4 separate regions of the Homo sapiens genome follow, and regions 1, 2 and 3 are each linked to region 4. Evidence: chromatin contacts called from ENCODE Hi-C or POLR2A ChIA-PET data. All regions are on one chromosome and are shown on one strand. The core of a region is the stretch at or near the end of the contact, and the rest is flanking DNA. Distances in the headings are between cores, read along the strand shown. Region 1 holds the start of SKAP2 (src kinase associated phosphoprotein 2). Region 2 holds the start of HIBADH (3-hydroxyisobutyrate dehydrogenase). Region 3 overlaps HOXA3 (homeobox A3). Region 4 has its middle 67 kb from the start of LINC03007.

The links. Hi-C counts contacts between places; a loop is a spot of excess contacts on that map. ChIA-PET counts read pairs that join two places held with the same protein, here RNA polymerase II (POLR2A). Pooled maps may share reads with other maps.
Region 1: a map of ascending aorta shows a loop between it and region 4 (6-fold over the local background). The contact joins the promoter of SKAP2 here to the enhancer-like site in region 4. A Hi-C loop is called at or near these places in 21 of 168 maps with a recorded cell type or tissue (B cell, CD4-positive, alpha-beta T cell, CD8-positive, alpha-beta T cell and 14 more), 26 of 37 single-sample maps with no recorded cell type and 37 of 50 pooled maps.
Region 2: a loop to region 4 is called in a pooled map, with 6 times the contacts of the local background. The contact joins the promoter of HIBADH here to the enhancer-like site in region 4. A Hi-C loop is called at or near these places in 1 of 168 maps with a recorded cell type or tissue (naive thymus-derived CD4-positive, alpha-beta T cell), 4 of 37 single-sample maps with no recorded cell type and 14 of 50 pooled maps. POLR2A ChIA-PET finds 5 or more read pairs at or near these places in 1 of 52 experiments (activated CD4-positive, alpha-beta T cell).
Region 3: a loop to region 4 is called in a map of ascending aorta, with 8 times the contacts of the local background. The contact joins two enhancer-like sites. A Hi-C loop is called at or near these places in 4 of 168 maps with a recorded cell type or tissue (IMR-90, aorta, ascending aorta and 1 more) and 5 of 50 pooled maps.

What each region holds. Positions count from the first base shown.
Region 1 is chr7:26,862,861-26,865,852 of GRCh38, reverse strand. SKAP2 (src kinase associated phosphoprotein 2) reads left to right here and starts at 1,263. Exons shown (of 13, transcript NM_003930.5): 1 at 1,263-1,490. The coding sequence starts at 1,424. RefSeq lists an enhancer at 696-1,025.
Region 2 is chr7:27,661,389-27,664,384 of GRCh38, reverse strand. HIBADH (3-hydroxyisobutyrate dehydrogenase) reads left to right here and starts at 1,502. Exons shown (of 8, transcript NM_152740.4): 1 at 1,502-1,687. The coding sequence starts at 1,597. All of the region lies in intron 2 of LOC105375211 (a long non-coding RNA gene), which reads right to left. RefSeq lists a silencer at 1,313-1,732 and an enhancer at 948-1,765.
Region 3 is chr7:27,109,232-27,112,412 of GRCh38, reverse strand. HOXA3 (homeobox A3) reads left to right here. Exons shown (of 6, transcript NM_153631.3): 5 at 1,653-2,298. The coding sequence starts at 1,773. Among named protein-coding and RNA genes, the nearest start is that of HOXA2, 8.1 kb to the right of the region's middle. RefSeq lists an enhancer at 849-1,143. Within about 2 kb of position 1,637, at least 14 of the 41 ENCODE cell types and tissues checked have a DNase peak (open chromatin) inside an H3K27ac peak, as active enhancers do; they include IMR-90 and ascending aorta, where a contact is called at or near this core.
Region 4 is chr7:25,855,687-25,858,912 of GRCh38, reverse strand. No RefSeq gene overlaps it. Among named protein-coding and RNA genes, the nearest start is that of LINC03007, 67 kb to the right of the region's middle. RefSeq lists an enhancer at 2,096-2,175. Within about 2 kb of position 1,837, at least 20 of the 41 ENCODE cell types and tissues checked have a DNase peak (open chromatin) inside an H3K27ac peak, as active enhancers do; they include IMR-90, ascending aorta, endothelial cell of umbilical vein and 3 more, where a contact is called at or near this core.

The DNA of each region.
Region 1 (2,992 bases), core at 14-2,513, 1.0 Mb before region 4:
TATTAATTGGCTTAATGTCAATATTGTTGTGTCTCAAGGAATGGGGAGGCCCAAGAGAGGGAGAGATATGGAGGAAGGTATAGGGTTGGTAGAGCAGTCAGAACACACACATTTATGGATTACAGTCGCTGTCTTATATGGGTGCTGTTTGTGATGTCCCAAAGTAATTATAATAGTAACTTCAAAGATCACCATAACATATACAATAATAATGAAAAAGTTTGAAATATTGTTAGAATCACCAAAATGTGACAGAGACATGAACTGAGCACATGCTTTTGGAAAAATGGCGCCCACAGATTTGCTTGATGCAGGGTTGCCACAAACCTTCAATTTGTTAAAAAATGCAATATCTGGGAAGCACAAAGATGTATGCCTGTTAAAGGTTTTAAAGAAGCCATTTTTTTTAAAAGAGAAAACTTTTAAGAAGCTTTACAGATAGAAGACAGTAAGTATTTGTTGACTAAATGGTCAAGTTGGAGTGAGCAGATTTTATAATTTTATTCTACTAACCACCACCAGCAATTTTATTTTTGATGCTTGTAGATGGACAGTGGTGCCAATGTCTATTCGGCCTTCTGTTTTTTTGTTTTGTTTTGTTTGTTTTTTCCTGCCAAAGGACGGTGCTTAGAACTTCCCAGTCTTCCTTGTAGTGGGGAAAATCTGTCACCCCAAGGATACGAATTAGGTAGAAAAGTAATGTAAGAGCCAATCACAACGCGCGCTCCGGAGCGGCTCCAGACTGGCTTCGCCCGGACGACTGGCGGAAGACGAGACTTCGTTACCTCCGTTCAATCGGACAAAGAAGGCCATAATAGTTTAGGACAAGAGAAAATTCCTTGTGGGTTAAACTGCGGTGGGACTGACTGTTACGCAGAAGGCGTAATCGCAAAACTTGTATACACTCTGTATCATGGATACATTATTTTCTGGAATCCTGCAGAAACGATCAGCAGTTGTGATGGCACCAGTACCGAAAATGGCTGTAAGGCGCTCCGGACGCTGGATCAGGTGACGCAGCATCAGGTGACGCAGCCTCAGTCCGCCCCCTTCCCACCAGTGGCTCCTCCTCCTGCTTCCCGGCGTAGCGGTGGGCGTGGCTTGCCCACAGGCTCTTTCTTCTGGGGCCGGGAAAACCGAGGAATACACATGCGCAGTTGGACCCCTCAGGCCCTTCGTGTCCCTTCCCACCCATCTCCCCGCCCCGGCCCTCTGGGCGGGGCTGGGCCGACAGTCCAGCTGCAGCTCGCTGGAGATTCAGTGACTTCCTTGTTGTGAGCCCCGGCCCGGCAGTGTCCCGACTCGTAGCCCCGCTGTTCTTAATCCGGGCCGCTAGCCTGAGTCTAGGTCGCAGCCGCAGCCCCACCCCGTCGGTCACCTTTTCAGCGCAGGTCCTTTCCCCGCACGCCCTGCGCTCCCTAACATGCCCAACCCCAGCAGCACCTCCTCTCCCTACCCCCTCCCTGAGGAAATTAGGAACCTGTTGGCAGGTAAAGAGCGGGAAGGCGGCGATAATGCTGTCGGGGCGGGGGCGAGGGAACGGTGAGCCGGTGGGGACAGAAGCATTCAGAGCCCTTATCCTCCCTCCCCGCGCTTCCCACGTCTTCTAGCCAGTGGGGTCGGCACAGGGAGGAGAGGAGAGGGGTTGTTTTGTCTCAGAAAGGGAGTGGACGTGTGTGTTGAAATTTGGTGCGGGGATGGTGGCGAAGCCCTTTTTGGTGATCTACACAAATGGGATCAGGACGTTTCTATGTGCATTGTGAAGACGGTGTGTGTGTGTGTGTGTGTGTGTGTGTGACAGAAGGGCGGGGGAGGAAGAGTGGAAGAGGGAGAGAGAATGATAATGATAATGAATGCTGCGTGAGCAAGCAGAAGGGAGCAGAAGTCAAATAAGTAGTTCTTGGGTGGTCTGGCCAATGGAGGTAGAGGATGTAGAGATGCAAAGAGCTGTCAGAGCCACAGGTGTTAGGGGTTATGGGGTGAAAGAGTTTGTCATTTCTAAAACTCCCGTTTTTCTTAAACATTCAGCTCACTCACGTTTAAGACTTTTGAAGAAGGTCTGGTTCTCAAATGGCCACTTGTCCCCAGCCTCAGTAATATATTAAAGCAAAAAAGGAAGGATATGTTAAAGTTCTACTTCCTGTGTGACACGATGAAAGTACTTCATCTTTGTACCCTTATCTTCCCTTTTTCAGTTTTACATTACCATTTATAGGAACTTATTTTAGGAGCTAAAAACGTGGTTCTTCAGTAGCATTATGAATCCACTACTAGTTCATTAATTTACTGGATACGGAGGTGTGTATGTTCACTAAGAACCAATAATTTATATTTCTGTACAAGGTAGAAAATATATGTTTTTAAGGTAGCACAAATCTTACCTATCTCAATGTTCTGGAATTTCAACCATCATTTATTTTGTCTTGTGTACGTCAGAATTCTGGAAACTGAATTTTGATTTTTAGTTTTAGATGTCTATAAAATATTTATCTCTCAGTATTGCTTATGAATAACTAGATTACAGATTGCTTATTCTAGCTCTTAAAAAGCAATGTCATCTAAAATGTGACATTTGATGACACATTTTATATGTTACTCCTATAGCAATGTGAGTCCAAATCTCCTAATATTCTGTCATTCAATTTTGGTGCTTGGCATTATTAATATGGTAGTGTAATATTAAGTGTATGAATGTAGACTTATGTTTGTATGATTATGGTACAGTATGTTGAATGCATTTGTGGTGGGATAGTCTTTCACTCTAAGAAATGCTTGTTGTCATTAACGGGTACCACTAAGGGAAATAGTTAAAGAAGTCTAAAGACTGACTTCAGGCAGCTTTATTGCATCACATGACTACTGATTTTGTTTTACTACACTTAACATTTTTTGTTTTTACAATGCTGGAATTGTTTGTTCAGAATATTATTGTAATAACCAGCGCAGAAAAATGTTTATCATTATTCCAAAAATAGATGAAACCATTTTCAGG
Region 2 (2,996 bases), core at 253-2,752, 1.8 Mb before region 4:
TGGGGACCCAAATCTAGGAGAAGGTCTAATTGTTGAAATGAGTTTTTTCTCCCTCCCTCCCTTCGTCCCTTTCCTTCCTTCTTTTCATTTAGTGTTGGGTAGAGGGTTGGGGTGGAGTGATGGTCAAAGAAGGGCATTAACTTCCTCCCAGTTACAGATAGGGACCTTGCACTCTGTACAAGTTTTTAAGTTTTTGGAAACGTTGCCAGCATGCCCAGAAACATGAAAAGAGCCCAGATGGAAATGATCCAATTCCTTTGCTTTCAACTCCATGGGTTACTGAGTTGAAAAAAAGGTCAAAGTCAAATTTTGTTGATTGTGCTACTTAGATTGGGGTTCGCATTTCCCTAGCTACTCCATACACATTCTCTTTCCTGCTGTATTGCCATTCTCCAAAGGCTATAGTCTTGCTTTGGTGTGGTCATGGCTTCCAACCCTTTGGTGGAGTCAGTGGAGATGAGAAGGCCTGCAATTACCCCCAAGGGGTTTACAGACTCAAATATGTACACTAAGCATTGACAGAAGAATGACTAAATGTCTGTCTCTCTGCACCGCGCAGTGGCTCACGCCTGTAATAACCAGCACTTTGGGAGGCCGAGGCGGGCGGATCACTTGACGCCAGGAGTTTGAGACCAGCCTAGGCAAAATGGCGACACCCCGCCTCTACTCAAAGTGCCAAAAAAATTAGCCGGGTGTGGTGGCGCACGCAGGCCTATAGTCCCACCTCACCTACTCCGGAGGCTGAAGCAGGAGAATCACTTGAACCCGGGAGGCGGAGATTGCAGTGAGCCGAGATCGCGCCACTGCACTCCAGCCTGGGTGACAGAGAGACTCCGTCTCCAAAAAAAAAAAAGGTCTTTCTAATACACATACATATACTACTACTTTCTGGATTTTATATTTAGTTTTGCTTACAAAATGGATTTAGGGTGTAGAATTTTCAAAGATTAGAGAAATATGCCTTGAAATAGAAAGTGCAAGTTTCTAGTAACTCTTCCCTTCAAAGATAATGTTACCAACTTCTTTTCCTACTATTTTTAGTATTGAGAAACTGTTGTGTTAAGTAAAATCAAATGAATTTAAAAGTTATTACACACATGGTAGCTTTCTGAGTGTTTTTCAAGCTGCGAGTCAGTTTTGTCCTTTTTAACACGCAGCGGTTGTGGGGACAAGGTTTCCGAGGAGGCGGGAGCGAGCGACGGCCCCCGCCTCCCACACGCCCTCTGCTTTGGTAAACAAGGAGACTCCCGCCCGCAGGCTGTAAATGAGGCACGAGCTTGGGGGCAGCGCCAGGGCGCCTGGCGTCACTGTTCAAAAAGGCCTCTTATTGGTCCTTCGCACAGCTGCGGACCTGGGAATTCTGATTGGTCTGCTTCCCTGTCCGTAAAGGGATTGACAGGCCCTGCCGCGTCAGGCCGCTCCTCTCGGCTCCGCGCTCCTTCCCTCGCGCGTGGGCACCCGCCCCCGAGCGGTGAGAGCGCGTGCGCGCGCGCCCTTCTCCGTGGGCGAGCCAGCCAGTCCCGCTGCACACGCTCGCAGTCTGTGGGCCCTCCGGGAGGCGGCGGAGGTCACCGCGGGGAGAGGGGCGGGCGCAGCATGGCAGCCTCCTTACGGCTCCTCGGAGCTGCCTCCGGTCTCCGGTACTGGAGCCGGCGGCTGCGGCCGGCAGCCGGCAGCTTTGCAGCGGGTAAGGACCTCACGCCTCCTCCCCCTTGTCCTTCTTTCGGCCGCTCGCTTCTTCTGTCCAGACGGCCGAAGAAGTCTTTTCTCGGGAGGCCCTGCGGTTGGGCTGGGGCTTAAAAAACAATATTTTGGCTGGTACTAAAGGCCTGTCCTTTTCTGCGGCCGCCACTCACTCCGCGAGTACCCCCCTCTGCCTTCCCTCCCTTTCTCCCGGGCTCCTGATGAACGGGTTCAGCGCCCTTTTCGGGATTTAGGAAGAGGTGGGGAAGAGCTTGGGCTGAAGAGAAGAGAGTATTTGGGACCCCGGCATGCTGCTTTGGAGTTAGGACTCCGAGGACGTTTGGAGCGCCCAACTCCAGGAGCAACCCGCACTCACCCCAGCGACCCCTGGTCTTTCAGCGCCCCCAGGGTGCACCTTGGGTTGGGGACACACTTGGGCAGCAGGGCCTGATGTTTAACCACCTGAGTCCGAGGGGATGGCCTTATTACACAAGCGGTGGCTGTACAAGCCAGGCAGTAAGTCTTTCAGCAAAGTTTCAGTCACCCTTGACCAGCAAGACGGGCTTCCCCCCTCTACTGTAACCTAAAAAAATGTCATTTTTGTCAAATTATGAACCAAAACACGTTCAGCGTCCTCAAGATTGTGGGCAGAATTAATCCTGCCTCCCTCCTCTCATACCATGGTAAATTGTGGAAGCTAGCCATGAACTTACAAAGAGGCAGTTTTTAGAGCCAGGATGAAGATCCACGGAGATCTAATACAGTCTTTCATACTCCGCACGAGGGACATGAGGCCCCTTGGATGAGTGAATCAGGATATTCCCAGCAAGACCTAGAAAGTTGTTATCAGTTGTTCCTAATTCCTTAACTTTCTATCACACCAGGACTCCTCTTTAATTGAAAAATTGGTTGATTTGTGGGGGCACTGCCGTTGTCTTCCTCAAACTGAAAGTTTGAGAGTTGTAACAATGCATCGTTTAGCAAGATCATACTGAGGATTAATAACAAAAAAAACCTTGGCATTAATTTTTTCTAATCTTTGCTTAAAAAAAAAATAGTGGGTTAGGATTTGAGCCCCTTGGCCCCCCGCCCTTTTTTTTTTTTTTTTTTTTTTTTGAGACAGGGTCTCTGTCGCCCAGGCTGGAGTGCAGTGGCCCAGTCACACTGCTCACTGCAGTCTCGACCTCCTGGGCTCAGGTGATCCTCCCACCTCAGCCTCCCGAGTAGCTGGGATTACAGGCATGTGCCACCACGCCCGTCCAATTTTTGTATTTTTAGTAGGGACGGAGTTTCGCCATGTTGCCCAGGCTGGT
Region 3 (3,181 bases), core at 388-2,887, 1.3 Mb before region 4:
ATGAAATCTAAAGGAGTCCATTATCAACAATGGAATTATAATCATCTACTGGTAGATGCAATACATTATCTTTTTTTTTCTAGTTAACAAAGCATCTAATATTCCTGGAAAACTTGAATAACTCTGGGACTCAATATACATAGTTGGATTGCATGTTAACCATTTTCTTTTGAATTTGTTATAATTTTCTTGAGTGGTCAGAGGGACTAAGATTCTGAGTGTGTGTGTGGGTGAATATTTGAAACTCACATGGAACTTTTCTGTGCTGAGAACTAGAGGTTGACCATGCAGTGGTTGAAAACAAAAAGAAAACAGATTTAACTTTTGCAAACTGCTTTCTAAATGAAAGAGGGTTGAGGAGGTTTTCAACTGCTTTTTAGATTTTCAGGGTTATCCTTTACTTGGTATTTCTGAAGCAGGTAAATAGGCCAAGTAACAAAATATCAACAACAACAACAGCACACAAAGATCAGGAAACTCTGGCAGGATTTTATGGCTTGTGCTTCCATCCCTCGTCGGGAGCCAAATGACCCCCATACATCAAATTACATAGCAGTTTCTAAGACAGAACCTATTATCGTTAAGTTGGAAGGAGAGTTCAAACTGTGGTCATGGAGATGAACGCTGGTTTTTCAGGTTCCTGGAGGGGTTTTTTTTCCCCCTCTAATCCATCATGTTTTAACAGGTAGAATTTGATAGTTGCCCCGAATAACAGCACCTTAGAAAGTCCAAGACAGGAGGTTCTGGGAACCTTCTGTAACTGGGGGAAAGAAGTAAAGAAGTGGGGGTGGCTTGCTGGGAAGTGCCTGAGAAACAGGGAGAGGAAAGGAGTAAAGAACTCTCCAGGATTTTAGTTGTGACTTGCTGGGTGGGGTGTTACTGTTGGTCCCTCACCCTAAACACACACACACACACACACACACACACGCAATGTGTTCCACACAAAGTTTTCCCTCCCCCCTTGGCTTGGCCACAAGGGGTTCATTTGGAGGAGGTGAGTCATATCCCCAACAAGGTGGATTAACTTCCTAACAAGCTCAGCTTCTGAAATCCAGCATGGTTGGATGGGGCAAATTGCCTGAAATTTTTTGTGCAAACCTCTCTTGGGAGCAGGAAGGTCCAAGAAGGAGCTGGGTGGGAAGTTACCCCATCTCAGGGCTCTTTTGGCAAACATCAGTCCTAAAGCGGAGAAAACATTGGCGACCCAAGCTCCCCTTTGCCTCCTCGTTCCCTTCCCAACATTCCCAGAGTGGAGGAGTCTTGGGCCCTCTGGAGGAGGCCAAGGAGCAGAAACTAAGCGACACCCCAAGTTTCTTCTTCCCTGGAAAAGAAAGATCCCAGCCTTTTTCCTTTCTAGCCTATCAAGCCTTTCTCCTTTTGGATCCCGGCTCCTGAGAATCAGCTTGCAGCCCTCACTCATTCTCCTTCTCCCCGGAAAATCCCCCAACTCCAGACGCAAGTTAAGCAAATATTTGTAGCTGCCAGTAAATTCCAGCGGTTTTTTATAGCACGGCTCCCTGCGCCCGGGGCCAAGTCGTGCTGCTAAATATTGCTGACCACTTTTTCTTTTATGGCTTTCATGTCACTTAGCTATTGAGAGTAAGATGGATTTGCGCGGAGCCCTCACCGCGCTGCGCTTCTCGCCCCACCAGGTCTGCGCGGGGCGGCCATTGGCGGCGGAGTGTCACGTGACCGCGGGGGCGTGCCAATGTGCGCCCTCACGGGTGTCAAACCCCTGTCAGAGTGTGCGATCAAGATCGTGAAACAACGCGATGCAAAAAGCGACCTACTACGACAGCTCGGCGATCTACGGTGGCTACCCCTACCAGGCAGCCAACGGGTTCGCTTATAATGCCAATCAGCAGCCGTACCCGGCGTCCGCCGCTTTGGGCGCCGACGGCGAGTACCACCGACCCGCCTGCTCCCTCCAGTCTCCCTCCAGCGCCGGGGGCCACCCCAAGGCACACGAACTGAGTGAGGCGTGCCTGCGCACCCTGAGCGCCCCACCTAGCCAGCCTCCAAGCCTGGGAGAGCCGCCCCTGCACCCGCCGCCGCCCCAGGCCGCGCCCCCTGCCCCACAGCCGCCTCAGCCCGCACCTCAGCCCCCTGCACCTACCCCTGCCGCGCCCCCGCCTCCCTCTTCTGCCTCCCCTCCTCAGAATGCCAGCAACAACCCTACCCCTGCCAACGCGGCCAAGAGCCCCCTGCTCAACTCACCCACAGTGGCCAAACAAATCTTCCCCTGGATGAAAGAGTCTCGACAAAACACAAAGCAGAAAACCAGCAGCTCCAGCTCAGGTAAAGGAGTGCCTTCTGGAAGAGGGTCCTCTGGCCTGGCTCCTGGTCCCCAAGCTACTGCCCACGACATCCAGCACAGCCTAGGAGCGATGGAGCATGTCTGGAATTCACTGCTCCCACACCACTGCCCACCAAAAAGGTTTTCATAGTCTTTGCAACTTAGGGAGGTGATAGGCCTCTGTAGGCTGGAAAACACCAGAGACCTGCTGGGAGTCCCTCTGGACTTCTCCAAGGGCAAGTAGGGTCTAGTGCAGTTGGAATCTCTTCTTGCTCCACTCTTGGAGTTAGGACCTCTGTGCAGAAACAACCTGAGCTCCACTGTCTATCTTTTTAGCACAGCTCTTCTAATGAAACAGTGACATCCTCCCCTTACTGAAATGTGGCAGAATAAAAACAGGCCTAATCACCCTCCAAGACAGAATCAATGCTTTGCCTATAATCAGAGCCAATTTTTGCTCCAGCAGATGGAGTGGCTGCCTTACCTCTGGGAAGACCCTACTCAGACTTAGTACAATGAAAGCAGCCAAAGATCTCCTGGGGGAGGGGGATGCAGACTTATCATCCTAATGGGAACCACATGGGCCTCCTGAAAGCGGGCTCCAGTAGAGGAAAGGCCCCAGGCTTTAGGCTTCCTAGCATTTTGGTTACCTTTGCCCCTGCCTTCTCCAGTTGCCAGTGCCCTGCTCTGAGCCTGAGCATCTGGGACTTCCAGAGCTAGGATCTGGGGGGCCAGGGAAGACAGAAGGGTACAAGATTAGTGGACAAAAGCTGGGGCTGGCTGCTTGATGACATAGGGAACCCTAAAGAATAGGACCTAGCATGAAGGGCCTAGGCCTCCCCACCAGAAATACCTTCAATGGGATCTCTTCTTTGGGCAGAGAAG
Region 4 (3,226 bases), core at 588-3,087:
TTGCAAATCTCTAAACACGCTGTAACCTTCTTCAAACAGCACGCCAGACACACTTGAAGGTTTTTTTTTTTTTTTTGAGGCCGGACGGAATGGAAACTGCATCTGCACGGGATCTCTCCACAGTCTGGCCCGCAACACTGCCAGCACCTTCCCTAGACCCTCGCCTCCCCGCTTCCCCCGCACGCGGATTCTCGCGCATCCGTGCGCCCACTCAGCCCCGGGAGCCCTCCTGCCCCGGGAAGCCTCAGACGGTCTTGGGCTGGAGACTCACCCTGCGCCCCTGCAGCGGGCTGCGGGGAGAGAACCTTGGGGAACCAGGCAGGACCGGCAAGGGTGGACCGAGTGATTTATGACCCTGATCAAACTTTTTAGGAAGCAGAAATTAACCTGAGGGAGATTAGGCCTGAGCTTTGAAGTTCACGGTTTTGTTTTCCTTCAGCCCAGTTCTGCCATCAGATGGTTCTTGGTTCCTTCTACCCCTCTCCTCCTCCCCCTCCTTCGGTCTCTCGTCACCCCACTTTATCCTCCAGCAACCCCTCCTGCGTTGATTTTCTTAATTTCAAATACAAATATCTGAACACCAGAAACTGAAGTTCCTGACAGTGACCTATTGAACAGAGGCATCGCATACTCCCTACATCCCAGTCTTCTTGGAATTGCGTTTTACGTTTGAAAGTGCGATTTTGGTTTGGAGGTCGGGAGTAGAAAATTTGTATCTGTTCTTTTCTTTTGCTGTTTCCTACTTGCCTTTCAATACCCATACTTATTCCGCCCTCGGAGACTGGCCCTTCCCGGCAGAGCAGAAGCGCACGAGGGTTGAGTAACTCTGCAGGTGAGAGCTAATTTTTCAGCGCATCCACCAGATACCTCAGGTTTGTGGATTTTCCCCCTAGTTGGCCAGAAAACTCACACCCAAACATGCAAGTCCTCTATGGCCTCTCCGTCCTCTTACCTTGGCCCTCTTTATTTCCATATCTCCCTCCTCCCCATGCAGATCTCTAAAGGGAATCTGTCTCCTGCGGTTCTTTCCCGCAGGCGCCTGCTGAAAAGGCAATTTCCTTGGGGGTGTGCCTAGGGAGAGAGGAAAACAGAAACCAGGATTGTTTGGGGGCCTGAAACCATCCAAATTTTATTGCATCCGCTACAAAGTCAACTAACTCTTAATGAGCATCCAAGCGGAAAAAGGCCGAAGTTTACTCCGTGTTAGGGCGGGGAATGGGGGTGGGGGTGATGGGAGTTTGCTTATTTCCTTCTGGTACAACCAAAGGTTGCAACACCTTCCTGAGAGGCTCCTCCCAACGCCAAGAGTACGGACGCGAAAGTCAGAAGGCATCGGGTTTCAGCCCCCTGAATGATCCAAGATCACTCCGCCACGAAGACCTTCGAAGTTGGCCCTGTCTACAGCTTGTAATTAAAAGGATAATGTGTCTTGTAATAAAAAACAAGACCCACACAAACAAACCCAGCGTCCAACGGCCCTCCACCTCGCCACACTCTTCTCTAATAAGGGCCAGTGACAAACATTGCCATCCAGTTTAACCCAAAAGGAGGAAGCAGTAGATCTTCCTTTTAATAACTTCCCAAAGTGTTACAAATAATAAAAAGGACGCATAAATCATCGCGGGGGCGGCAGAACGGGGACGACAGAAGGATTTACTCCTCTCTAGCCCTGGCTTCCAACCGCGCTCTCATTGGCTACTTCCTTGTGGCCCGCCCCCGAATCCGCTCTCTTATTGGTGCGTCTGGTCCCAGACGCAGAGACAGGGCGTAGGATCGGTGGGGGCTGGAGTCCACCAGTGCGCATGCGCGCTATGGCGCGCATGTATGATTGACAGCAGGGAGAGGTGTTTGTGCGCGCGCGCGTGCGTGCGTGCGTGTGTGTGTGTGTGTGTGTGTGTGTGTGTGTGTGTGTGTCTCTCTCAGGGTTGAGGCAGCGAAGGTGGTGGTGGCGGGGCGACGGTGAAAGTGGTGGCTGTGAGTGCTGGAGCTGAGGCCGCTTTTGCCGCCGCGGTGAGGTGTAGTCCTGTTTGCCGGCGTTTTCCGCTGAGTCAGAAGCGCTGGTGGTCACAGACTGCGCTCTCACCCACACTGAGGTCGATCTGGAAGGAATTTACTGAGGGGGCTCTCCAGCAGCTGGCTAACCGGGAAGGAAGTAGAACTAGAAGACATGCTTTACTCTTCCTGAAGAAGATACTTAAGCCCCTCAAGAAGAGATTTAATTTGAGCGCTGTGTTGATTTGTGCATTCCTTGTAAAGCACACACTAAATTAGCTTCACATCCCAGCCGTACCTTCATCTGCAGCACACATCTCTCCCCCAGCTCCTCTCAGCACTCACTTAGCCCTGTTCAGTTCCCCTGTAGGCACAGGTACACATATATCAGCCTCTTGTAATCATGAAGACGAGGGACGAACTTACAAAGACACCCGGCACACTGTGACAATCCTTAACTGGGAGAAAAAAAAAAGAGAGAGAGAAAGCAAAGAAAGGTAGAATAAGAGCAAGAAAAAAAGAAAAGGAAAGAAAACTAGAAAGATGCAGCAACCAGTAAAACGATGGTGGCAAAGATAAAATGCCGATGGAAAAAATCCGTTAAATGCAAAGTTTGAAAAAAACTTCCTAACTCGGTTAATGCTGTGGAAATAATTCCAGTTCATCTCAGTGCTAGTGAACGCCTAGTACAAAATTCTTCAGAGGCGAGGGCTGGCTTAGTGCAGAGGAGAAACGTCGCTCCGTTGCCCTGTTGCATCCAAATTCTCCTTTCAGACAAGTTTCCGCGGCGTGATGGAGATGGGCAGAAGTCTGGAGAGTGCTTTCCTATTATAAGCTGTTAACTTGTTGGTTTGTACTCACATATATTTTAAAGAAATAATAAACATCTTATAGTTCTGCACATATTCTAAATTACAGTGGTTCTAGAAGAATTTTGTAACTGACAAATTAGAGCTTCGGTTTTACGAATTCTGAATTTTAAAACCGGTAATGACTTCTCAGTCCCTGAGATCCTCTTCTTTGTTTTTTTATTTTGGGGTGTGTGGGTACGTGTAAGATGAGAAATGTACAAACACAAGTATTTCAGAAACTCCAAGTAATATTCTGTCTGTGAGTTCACGGTAAATAAATAAAAAGGGCAAAGTGACAGAAATACAGGATTATTAAAAGCAAAATAATGTTCTTTGAAATCCCCCCCTTGGTGTATTTTTTATCTTAGGATGCAGCACTTTCA